Linked DNA regions of Homo sapiens: region 1 is linked to region 2. The links are chromatin loops, found by intact Hi-C in ENCODE. Cell type or tissue: PC-3. All regions are shown on one strand. Each heading gives the region's core, and the rest is flanking DNA. Links, peaks and the distances in the headings are about the cores only.

Evidence for each region. A loop is a pair of places that touch in the nucleus more often than their neighbours do. Peaks named below come from ENCODE experiments on the same cell type or tissue, not always from the same donor. Only the 100,000 strongest peaks of a DNase experiment are listed, where the experiment ranks them.
Region 1: a loop joins it to region 2, with 2.1 times the contacts of the local background. A loop is called at or near these places in 1 of 110 quality-filtered maps.

What each region holds. Positions count from the first base shown.
Region 1 is chr3:121,433,905-121,440,126 of GRCh38, forward strand. POLQ (DNA polymerase theta) reads right to left here. Exons shown (of 30, transcript NM_199420.4): 27 at 6,088-6,212; 28 at 2,218-2,371. Among named protein-coding and RNA genes, the nearest start is that of POLQ, 110 kb to the right of the region's middle. In PC-3, for the core only: no CTCF peak of the experiment used is centred there; a DNase peak (open chromatin) is centred at 2,947.
Region 2 is chr3:121,525,916-121,532,137 of GRCh38, forward strand. POLQ (DNA polymerase theta) reads right to left here. Exons shown (of 30, transcript NM_199420.4): 7 at 3,730-3,877. Among named protein-coding and RNA genes, the nearest start is that of POLQ, 17 kb to the right of the region's middle. In PC-3, for the core only: a CTCF peak has its summit at 3,592 (motif pointing left); no DNase peak of the experiment used is centred there.

The sequences.
Region 1 (6,222 bases), core at 1,220-5,219, 92 kb before region 2:
TCAACTGTCACTATCTGCAGTGCCAGTTTGCTCAGAGGTGGCTCTCACACAGTAAGCAAACAAAATCACCTGAGGCTGCAGCAAGCTGCTTCCACACTAGGACTGCAAAGGCTGTACCTCTGTTCACCTGTTCAGCTGAAATCGGATCTGCCCCATGAAGCCACACTTGGCTCACACCATTGACTGTCTGGATGCTCTAGCTTTTCTGCTTTCTGATGACCATGCCTTTGCCCTCTTGATTTCCCTTGGCTACCTGGCTTCTGACCTAGAATGCCATGATGCTCTTGTTCCCCATATGGTCTGCTTCCTCATGCTCACCTTCCTTTCATCCTACTGACCTAGTGCTACTTTAAGCTGGCATGACATCATGAAGCCATCCTCAGCGACAGAGCCATATCGCCTTCCACTGACTCTTAAAGTCATTACTGTCTGTATCCTCATTTTGACATTTATCACTCTGCTGTGTGGAATTAATACAAATACTTCAGTCAGGTATCATATCTTCCTCTCCTTTCTTAAATAGAACTTAAATTTAAAGATAGATTGATAACTTTTACTTCTAAATCCCCAAAGCACACAGCACAGTATTACTCCCCAAATGAGTTTAATTATATATTCTCTCTCAATTAAATATAAATGTGTATGTGTGTGTATATACACACATAGTCCCACACTGAAAATGAATGAGGGGCCTCAGGTATTTCAAGGGGGACTGATGACAATATTAATAATCCTCACTTAATGAGAAAATAAACTTTTGTTATCTACGTATTTTTGTACGTAAGTGAACACGTTATAACTGGCTGTATTATTCTCTATAACCTGTATGTATGTCTCTTCTAGAAATAGCAAATCTCATCCTCAATAACTAATCATGACCTTTCTGCCCCATCTCTAGCAGCTTTTTCTTCCTCTGTATGCACCAAACCTTAATTTCTTCCCAGGAAAATTTAAAACATGCCTCCTGGCTGGGTGTGATGGCTCACGCTGGTAATCCCAACACTTTGGGAAGCCAAGCTTGGCAGACAGATCACTTGAGGTCAGGAGTTCCAGAAGAGCCTGGACAACATGGTGAAACCCCCTCTCTACTAAAAAAAAAATTTTTTTAAATTAGCCAGGCATGGTGGCACACTCCTGTAATCCCAGCTACTCAGGAAGCTGAGGCAGGAAAATCCCTTGAACCCAGGAGGCAGAGGTTGCAGTGAGCTGAGATCGTGCCACTGCACTCCAGCCTGGGTGACAGAGTGAAACTCTGTCTCAAAAACAAAAAAAGTCTGCTGTCATGGTTTGACAATCTCAGTGACAGTGAAATGGTATTTAAAGCAGAAATATGGAATGTGACAGAAGAAAAAAAGAAAATTTCACTGTACTTGTTAGTACAAGAAATAATTTATCCAAGCAATAAAGGGAAAACTCAGGGAAAATATTCTGAAAGTAAGAACAAGAAAACAATATCAGCAAAGGAACATATGTGATAAAGAGATCAAGAGTATATTCTAAGATCAGAGAACACTGAAGGTCATAAATAGGAATATCAACATATCCTTAAAGTATGGTCTGAAGACCACAGAGGATCCCAAAATCTGCAGTCAAAATTACTTTCATAATAACACTATGAGGCTATTTGCCTTTTTCAGTTTTATTTTCTTGTAAGAGTGCAGCAAAGTGGCCAACTGTCCTGGTATAGAAGTGAAATTCCACATCCTGGGAAACTCATCCGTCTCCCACAAATTGAGACATGCATCATCCCAGACTGTACAGAGTTTCCCAAAGAGGGTTACAGGACATGTGATATTACAACAGATTGAATACAGAAGCAGATACAAACAGCCAGCTGTGTTCTCTTAAGCCAAACATTAAAGAGATTTACACATATGTAAAATAAAGCCACCTATCAAGAATTTTCTTTAGTTCTTAAGAGATGTAGTTATTTTCATAAAAATATGTGACATGTCAAAATATGGTGAGTTTGTAATTACTTTAAATGTTAATGTTTTAAAATTCCCTGTTTTAATTTATAATATGGTAAATATATAGACATAACCCACAAAAACAAGAGCTCTTTGAAATCCTTAATAATTTCTAATAGTATAAAGACATCATGAGACCAAAACATTTGAGAACTGTTGAGAAATAAAATAAAAAATACTTCCCATTTACATTTCTGATACAATTATTCTCATCATGTTACAGCACAGGCCTCATCTATGAACAAACCTGTTTGGTCACTTTGGAGCATACCCTCTCGATGACCATGGGATTTGAAGGTTGAGTGGAAGGTCTCTAATTGCTTCTGAATGTTAACTGTGGCTATTTTGACAATATCAGCTGCTGATCCTTGGACTATTGTGTTGATAGCTTGACGCTCAGCCTAGAAAAAACAATCAACAGGTGCTCCACCAGATATGCCAACATGGTTTCATACTTTCCTTTAGTGTCCACAGTTCAGTGCTCACATTTGCAGCCAGACTGGAAAGCTGGACTGAGATGCAACCCAGAACACCAACTATTAGGCTGCATCCTAAGAATAACACCTATCATGATCCAGGGCTCTAGATTCTGGGGTTTCCACATTAGGGCAGACAAAAATAAGGTCAGATTGCTTCAGCTTAGATATCTTGACTACTCAGTTAGCATCCAAAAACTACTTTGCACTTAGATGTATTTAGCTCATCAGTGTTATAGCTGTTCTAGACATCATTCTAAGAGATCTGCTCCTCAAAATAATCTTAATCCTAAATAAGTAGAATATCATTCTTTGGGAGGGGGGTTGGAATGTCCTAAGCACACCCTCTATACCAATGGCCTCTTGGTCTTTAATATAGAGTGTGAGCCCTGCAGGTATGGAGCCCTCTGATGTGAATCAGAGCTTTTCATGGGCTGCTGAGGCAAATCCTTAGCCGCTAGTGAAAACGCACATCCTAGATCCCTGGGTATTCAGTTACAACTTCCTTGAAATGACTGCTGCCAAGTGCTTCTTGGCAGGGAACCATGCCTACTAAAATTAATCATCTTGGAAGAGTAGAGAAGGGAGTCTGGGTTAATATCCAGGTGTAATCTATATATGAATATCATTCCCGGTGCCCCAAAATATCTAAGAAAATGAAAAAGGTCTACTCCAGGGAAGGGGGTCAATGTAACATGAGAGGTATTCTCTAGTCCTCTGTCATCTGAGCTATACCCAACTTCTAGTATATTAAATGCCTGTAATCTCAGCTACTCAGGAGGCTAAGGCAAGATGATCAGTTAAGACCAGGAGTTTGAAACCAGCCTGGGCAACATAGTGAGACCCTGTCTTTAAGAAAAACAAAATAAAACAAAAACCTCTCTCCACACCTAAAATTACTAATGAGTGGGAGAAAAGGCCAGACACAATGTAGGAGAGAATATTTTCTACACATGTAACCAGTAACAGGTTCCTACAAATTGATAAGAAAAAATGCAGAAAACTCAACAGAAAAATTAAAAAGAAAACCAGAATAGGTATTTACCCATGAAAAAATAACTAAATGGCTAATACACATTTGTAAGGTTGCTCATTTGTAAGATTACCTCACTAGTAGCCAAGGAAACACAAATTAAAATTACAGGATACTACTTTATACCCACCAGAATAGCTAAAATTATATTAGCTTAATAGCAAGTGTCGACAAGAATGCAGAGCAGTGAGGACTCACATACTCTTCTGAAGGGAGGACAAACTGCTATAATCTCCACAGAAAACAATTTGGCTTTATCTACTGAAGTTGAAAATATGCAGCAATCCCACCACTGTGTCTTTACCAAACATAAATGCATGTAAATGTGCACCAAGAACCTTGTACAAGCATGTTCAAAAACATAATAGCTTAGCTTCAAACTGAAAACCCAAGTTCTCATCAAGAGAAAAATAGATAAATTATGGTATATTTATATAAGAGTATACAGCTATTCCTACAAGAAACAAGAATGACTTACCCATGTAATTTTGATAGAAGCTAGATACAAAATATACATATATGATGTATATGGAGCTCAAAAAAATGCAAAACAAAACTATAGTGTTAGAAGTTATAACAGTGGCTATTTCTGGGAAGGCGATGGGTGGTGATTAGGAGGATGCATGAGGGGCGCTTCTGGGGCACTGACAGTATTCTATTTCTTGCCCTGAGTGGTAGTTACACAGGTGTAGCTCTGTGATAATTTAGTGAAATCTACATTCTTTATGTGTGAGAATGTATTTTTCAGTACAACAAAAGTTTGAACAAAAGCAAAAACCAAAACAAAAACCAAAAAACAACCTGGCTGTGTTTACTCTATTCCTAATTCAGAGGGCTGGAATATTTTTCCTCAGCAGCAACATAATGAATCAGAACTTTAACACTGAAGTATTTGGCATGAAAAAGTCTTATTACTCTCTTGCATCTTCAGGTACAATAATATTAATTTTCACAAACTTATATGATTCATTTATATTAATAACTACATATTCCATTTTTTATCATGTAAATTCCAGAAAACATAATCAATTCGTATTATTAGATCGAGTCCAAGTTTCTCAGCCTGCCACTAAAAGCCTTCTGTCATTTAGAAGAAGCCTTTTAGTCTCCTAGGTTCTAGCTGGCTCCATCTATCCAGGAGAAAATTATATACCCCTATGTGACAACTCAAACTCTCCATTCCTACCAGTTTGGCTTCTAGCCAGTCCTCACTCAGTTATCCTTTTGTGATTGTCTTTTTCTCATTCCCAACAGCCTAAACTTTAGCCTTCAAGAATCTGTTTAAGTCTTTCCTTCTCCCTGAAACCTAAATAATTAAGTATATCAATGATGTTTTCATATATATTTTTTTGTTTGCATTATTTCTTCCAAGACTTAAAACTTAAGTTTCCTAGTCCATCAACTAAAGTTACTAGTTCACTTAGAGATATGGTAAAAGCCTGATAAATATCTGATATTTGCATGTGGATATATGGGAGGCTAGAGAGTAAAGCAGTAACAAAAAGCCAACTATTCTTCCACAGTCCCTAAAAGCATTAATGCTCTGAAGGCTTTGAGCTCCAGACAGAAGTTTAGCGGGGTATTTTCATTATATACAATGTCTAATGAGCACTAAAACACAAAGTTATGGGTGAAGGGCAAAAAACATCTAGTTAAAATAGGAAGATATGAACTATACTAGAAGTTTAAATACTTAGGTACACAGAATACTTTCATGAATCCCAATGAATTCAGAAAGACACTTAAACATAATTTGAGCAAATATCAATAAATCTTTTAAGTGCCGTTAAAAATAGCCTTATTCACTATTTGGGATATCTTAATAATCTCTGATGAGATAGTGCCTTTTTTTTTTTTTTTAATTAAACATAGGGTCTCATTCTGCCACCTAGGCTGGAATACAGTGGTTCAATCATGGCTCACTGCAGCCTCCAATTCCTGGGCTCAAGCAGTCCTCCCACCTCAGCCTCCCAAGTAGCTAAGACTACAGGCATTGCACTACCTCACTCAGCTAATTTATTTATTTTTATAGATATAGGTGATCTCACTATGTTGCCCAAGCTGGTCTCAAACTCCTGGGCGCAAGCAATCCTCCTGCCTCAGCCTTCCAAAGTGCTGGGACTACAGGCATGAGCCACTGTGCCTGGCCAGATAGTGCTTTTAAAATAAGCAAACAAGTAGAATGAACCAAAAATTAATCAAAATTTAGTGACTGGCTAATCTCTGAGGAATGTTAGCAATTTGGTATGATATGATAAATTAGTATATGGTATAGGAAACAAAGAATAATTAGCAAATGTAAAAATTAAGTTTATTTACAACTTAGTACCTAAGCTAATAAATAATTGGTTTACTGCAACAGAACATGTTTAAAGTATTATTAAGTAAACACATGTTTACATTAATCCCCCAGACTCTGTTCAGCAAATACTGGCATGTGCCATCACTTCAGAAGTCCTTAATGAAACCAATGGTTGACGTTGTCTATACAGAAAATCCAATTAATATGCCAGTAATCCCTAAAACGGATATTTGTAGTATTTACTCTGCTGAAAAAGTACATGTCATTGAAATGTTAAGTTAAAATTCCTAAAAAATTTCAACATACGTGAGCTTTACGATAAGGGTTGTTGTCTTTGATTCCTGGCAAATATCTACGCCTTCCCAAAATGGTCTGAACAAATCCGTCTCTTTTACAATTCTTCACTGTCTCTGTCATGAATTGATTAATCCCTACAAAGAA
Region 2 (6,222 bases), core at 1,320-5,319:
CTTTTTCATGATTTCGTTCATACCTCCACCTTTTTTTGCCATTTTCACAATCTTTTTCATGATTTTCGTTCAAGACTTTCACAAGGTTCTATCGGGGTTCTCTTCCATAATGTTGACAGTCCTTTCCATAGAGTACAGTGCGTAATGAGCTTTAAACATCCTCATGACCCCTTGATCTACAGACCAAATTAGAGATGCTGTGTTTGGGGGTAAGTAGATCACTTTGATGCCTTAAGTGTTGAACTCAAGGGGTTCTGGATGGCCCAAGGCATTGTTCAGTATCAAAAGAAAGTTAAAAGGCAGTCCCTTACTGGCAATGTATTTCCTGACTTCAGAAACAAAGCATCGATGAAACGAATCCAGAGAAGGGGTTCTCACTCTCCAGTCCTTCTTGTACAACCAAAAGACTGGCAACCAGTGTTTATCTATTCCCTCTAAGGCTTGAGTATTAGCTGTTTTATAGACATGAGTAGTCCTGATCATAAACCCAACTGCATTTGCACAAAACAAGAGTTAGCCTATCCCTTCCTGCCTTAAATCCTGGTGCTTTCTTCTCTTTCTTACTAATAAATGGGTTCTTTGTGGCAATTTTTTTTTCTCAGAATAGGGCACTTTCATCTGCATTAAAAATCTGTTCAGGCAGATATCCTTTCTCCTCAATAATTTTCTTAATGGTATCTTGGAACTCATCTGCAGCCTCTTGGTCTTGCATCTCCTGTTATCTTGACATTTTTTCAAATTCATACAAATCACCAAAAAATTTTCCAATATATTATGTATTGAAAAAAATCCACATATAAACCTCTTTCTAAAATTATCCAACCATCTTTTGCTGGCATTAAATTCTCCAGCTTTAGATCCTTTTGCTTTAAGTTGCCATATGGACTTCATTTTTTCTCAAATCGTAGTAGAGTCTATAGGTATGTATTTCTTCTGTGTGTGTGCGTGTGTGTCTCTGTATGTGTGTGTGTGTGTGCGCGCGCGCACGCACGTGCATCTGTGGCGACAGGATCTCACTCTGCCACCCAGACTGAGCTGAGCACAGTGGCACGATCATGGCTGACTGCACCCTTTACCTCCCAGGCTCAAACGATCCTCCCACCTCAGCCTCCCAAGTAGCTGGAACTATAGGCACACATCACCACACCTGGATATTTTTTTTTGAGATGGAGTCTCGCTCCATCGCCCAGGGTGGAGTGCGGTGGCACGATCTCGGCTCACTGCAACCTCTGCCTCCCAGGTTCAAGCAATTCTCCTGCCTCAGCCTCCCAAGTGGCTGGGACTACAGGTATGCCCCACCACGCCTGGCTAATTTTTATATTTTTTAGTAGAGACAGGGTTTCACCATGTTGTCCAGGCTGGTCTCAAACTCCTGACCTCAGGTGATCCGCCCACCTCATCCTCCCAAAGTGCTGGGATTACAGGTGTGAACCACCATGCCCGGCCTAATTTTTTAACTTTTGTAGAGATAAGGTCTCACTATGTTGCCTATGCTGGTCTCGAACTCCTGGACACAAGTGATCCTCCTGCCTTGGCCTTCCAAAGTGCTGGAATTATTGACATAAGCCACCTCACCCAGCAGGTATGCCTTTCATATAGTGATCCTGCAGCCACATAAAACTGCATTTTCAAAATCAGATGAAGAAGTATTTCATAAAATGTGCAAAGCTGCAGCAATAGCTTCACAAATTTCCTTCTTTTTTTACAGTAGTACTTAAGCTCGATGCATTTATCTTAAAATAGTAAATGCAGCTGCAGACCTCAACTTATGGTACATAGCAAGCAATTCAATTTTTTCTTAGAATGCCACTACTTTTCTCTGCTTCTTCGGAACACTTCCAGCATCACTAGTGGCACCTCAAATTGGTCCCATGGTATTATTCAAGGTTTACAGTACTGCACTAAATATGATGAAAAGTACATAAGAAACATGATAAATTACTTTTTACTGCAATATGAAATTTATGAGACACAAACTGCTCATATGAAGGTGATAAGCGTCATATTTTAAGTGCATACTTACAACACGTGAGCTTACTGCAACAGCAGCAGGAGGTGGCTATAAAATTATTACAGTAGTAGTACAGTATATACCAGTTAATTTTATGCAGTTATGATTTAACACTGCCTCTTTACATTTGTTTACATTTTTCTTCTGTGAATGGGGCTATGTATGGTCTGTGTCTGTGTGCCTAAGTTTTGATAAATATTTATTTATTTATTCGAGAGAGGGTCTCACTCTGTCACCTAGGTTAGAGTAAAGTGGCGTGATCTCGGCTCACTGCAGCCTCCACCTCCCAGGTTCAAGTGATTCTCCTGCCTTATCCTCCCATGTAGGTAGGATTACAGGTACCCGACATCACATCCAGCTAATTTTTGTATTTAGGAGAGATGGGGTTTCACTATGTTGGCTGGGCTGGAAATTTTAATTTTTTTTTTTTTTTTGAGATGGAGTTTCGCTCTTGTTGCCCAAGCTGGAGTGCAATGGCATGATCTCAGCTCACTGCAACCTCTGCCTCCCGGGTTCAAGTGATTCTCCCACCTCAGCCTCCCGAGTAGCTGGGATTACAGGCGTGCACCACCACACCCAGCTAATTTTTTGTATTTAGTACAAACGGGGTTTCACTATGTTAGCCAGGCTGGTCTCGAACTCCTGACCTCAGGTGATCCACCCTCCTCAGCCTCCCAAAGTGCTGGGATTACAGGCATGAGCCACCACGCCTGGCAGAAATTTTAATTCTTAATAAAAGATTTGGGCCGGGCACAGTGGCTCATGCCTGTAATCCCAGCATTTTGGGAGGCCAAGGCAGGCGGATCACTTCAGATCAGGAGTTCAAGACCATCTTGGCTAACATGGTGAAACCTCATCTCTACACAAATACAAAAATTAGCCGGGCATGATGGCGGGTGCTTGTAATCCCAGCTACTGGGGAGGCTAAGATGGAAGAATCACTTGAACCCAGGAGGCAGAGGTTGCAGTGAGCCGAGATCATGCCATTGTATTCCAGCCTAAGCGACCGTGCGAGACTCTGTCTCAAAAAATAATAATAAATAAATAATAGATTTGTGTATATTTTAAGGTAGTATGTGATAAAATAGACTAGTATCTACATATGTTTTAGGCTACATGACATACCTTTTTCTTTTTGTTTTTTAATGTTTTCATGTTTCTAGGCTACATAGCTTGTCAGTTTTTTCAAATTAACACAAATCACCAAAACATTTTCTAATATATTATGTATTGAAAAAAAATCCACATATAAATGAACGCACGCAATTCAAACCCATGTCATTCAAGGGTCAACTTATACATATGTATGTATGTGTGTATGATTCTTTTCAGAGTTACACATTCCTTTGGAAATATAAAGAAAGATATGGTTACTTTCCCCAAAGAAATGTCTACATGTGAAGTTTTGCATCCAATTTAGGGGCTCCAAAGATCAAACTCTTAAAGCCCATGGATCCCTGATAAAGAACTATAGTATATACCCAGTATTCTAAAAATCTAAAGCTGATTAGTCTAAGCATGTGTGTGTATACATAGTCTATACTAGGGACGGAATATTATTAGAATCGCAAAAGCACAGTTTGGTAAAAAGGATACCACCTAGTGGGCAGGCAGTGACAATGATGAACAAAAGCCATGTTTTTGCTAATATAATCACTACCATTACTTTCAAGCAAATGTACTAAGCATGAAGGCTTTCCTTTCCATCCATAACTCACCCTCAGCTTGATGATGTAGATTATAAAACTCTCGAGCAATGATATCTGCCAGCTTCTCACACCATTTCTTTGATGGACAAAAAAGTAATACTGAATGGTTATCACAAATCGTCTCATAACATAAACTAACAACATGGTCCTCATCTCCCTAAAACAGAAAGATAAATAACCACTTTAGTGGTCCTTTCAAAAGATTCTCACATCAGTTTAAAAGCACTCATTTTCCTTTCTGGGGAAGCTTTTTCTTCTTTAAGGCATAATGAAAATCAGTTACAAAGTCAATAACAAAAGAAAGGAAAAAAAGAAGAAAAAATAAACTCCTAATGATGAAAGGTGAAAGAAATACTTACTATTCATTCAACTAATATTTACTGAGCTCCAACCCTCAGGCAATGGGAATACAATATTGAGTAAAAAGAAAGTCAAGATCCTAATAGTCAAGGGGTTTATAGTCTCACCAAGAGACACATTAAAATACAGATATCCTCAACTTAAAATGATTGGACTTTATGATTTTTTTTTATTTTACAGTGGTGCAAAAGCAGTATGCACTCAATAGAAACCATACTTTGGGTGCCCATACAACTCTTCTATTTTTCACTCTCAGCACAGTATTCGTTAAATTATAAGATATTAAACACTTTATTATAAAACAGGCTTTGTGCTAAATGATTTTGCCCAACTATAGGCTGATGTAAATGTTCTGAGAACATTTAAGGTAGGCTAGGCTAAGCTATGATATTCAGTAGGTTAAATGTATTAAAGGCATTTTCAACTTACAATGAGTTTATCAGGATATAACCCTATCATAAGTCGAAGAGCATGTGTACTAAATAAATAAATATAAAATACAACAATAATATATACCATTAAAAGAGAGTTTTACGGTGTTTTGAGGCCTCATATTTGACAGAAAGATCTGAAAGAAAAATTGTCCTGAGAAAACAATTTAGCTGAGATGTGAAGGTGGGGAAACATTATCTCAAAGAAAGGCAACACATTTCAAATGAACAAAAGGGCACATGTGAATCCACTGTGGTGGCCCTGCAAGTTCTCCATACTGGAAGTATGTCAATGTATGTATTAAAAACTGGATTAATGCATCCATCTATTCACTCATTAAACAAATATTTACTATTTGTCAAATATTGTTCTAGGTACTGGGGATGGAGCTGCGAACAAAGCAGAAAAAAAGCTCTACCCTCATAATGTTTCTACTCCAGTAGGAAGAGATAGATAATTACAAATATGAGGTAAGTAAAATACATAAGGGACAGGGCGCAGTGGCTCACTCCTGTAATCCCAGCACTTTGGGAGGCCGAGGCCTGAGGTCAGGAGCTCGAGACCAGCCTGACCAACATGGAGAAGCTCCGCCTCTAGTAAAAATACAAAATTAGTTGGGCATGGTGGCGCATGTCTGTAATCCCAGCTACTCGGGAGGCTGAGGCAAAAGAATCACTTGAACCCGGGAGGCGGAGGTTGCGGTGAGCTGAGATCGCGCCATTGCACTCCAGCCTGGGCAACAAGAGCAAAACTCCATCTCAAAAATAATAATAATAATAATATGTTTGGTTTTGAAAAGTGCTAAGGGAAAAGAAATAGAGACCATGTAAGGGAGAACACTATAATTTAGACAAGTTGGCCAGGGAAGGTCTAAGATGGTGACATTTGAGTAAAAAAGTCCAAAGGTGAAAGAGTAAACCACACTGATGGCCCTAAGGGGAAAGTATTCTAGAAAAAGAGAACCTGAGGCCAGAAACTCTTGTTGTATTAAAAAACAGCAGAGGCCAGTGTGAAGGAAGTGAGAGGGAACATAGTAGATAGAGTCAGAGCACTAAGAGGGGTGGGGGATGTAGATCATGTAGGACCTTATAGACTACTAAGAAGACACTGGCTTTTATTCTAAATGAAACAGAAAGCCACTGCAAGTTTCTGAGAAGAAGGGTAACATGATCTGATGTTCATTTTAAATAGATCACTAGCTCCTGTAAGCACAGACTGAAAGGGACAAGGTCAGAAGCAGAGAGAACAATTAGGAAATATTTCAATAATCCAGGTAAGAAATATAAGTGGTTCAAAAGGGTGGAGGCACAGACATGGTAAAAGAAGAAAAAAATTAACAGGAGAGCAAATGAATGTGTTCACACATAAATGTATTGAAGTAACCAAGGCATAGCCAGGCGAAATATGGGGCACAGAGCAAAGCAAGCAAGATTCCATACCAAGTATGCAGAAACTACAAATGCATACCTAGGTAGTTAGTGAAACACATGAATTTCCAATTCTATTTCCAATTCTAAAATGACCCTTAGCTGTTTTAGTACTCAGAGGCACAACTCTGCACAAAAACAGCAGATGCCTCACTCCACCAATGTACATGAGTCAGTTCTTTAACCTCAGGATTAAAGTGTATTTGGGAGTATGGGAGGGTACTTATTTATCAAGTAACTTTCTAGATGCCAGATAATTTTTAAAAATCATATTTAATTCTTA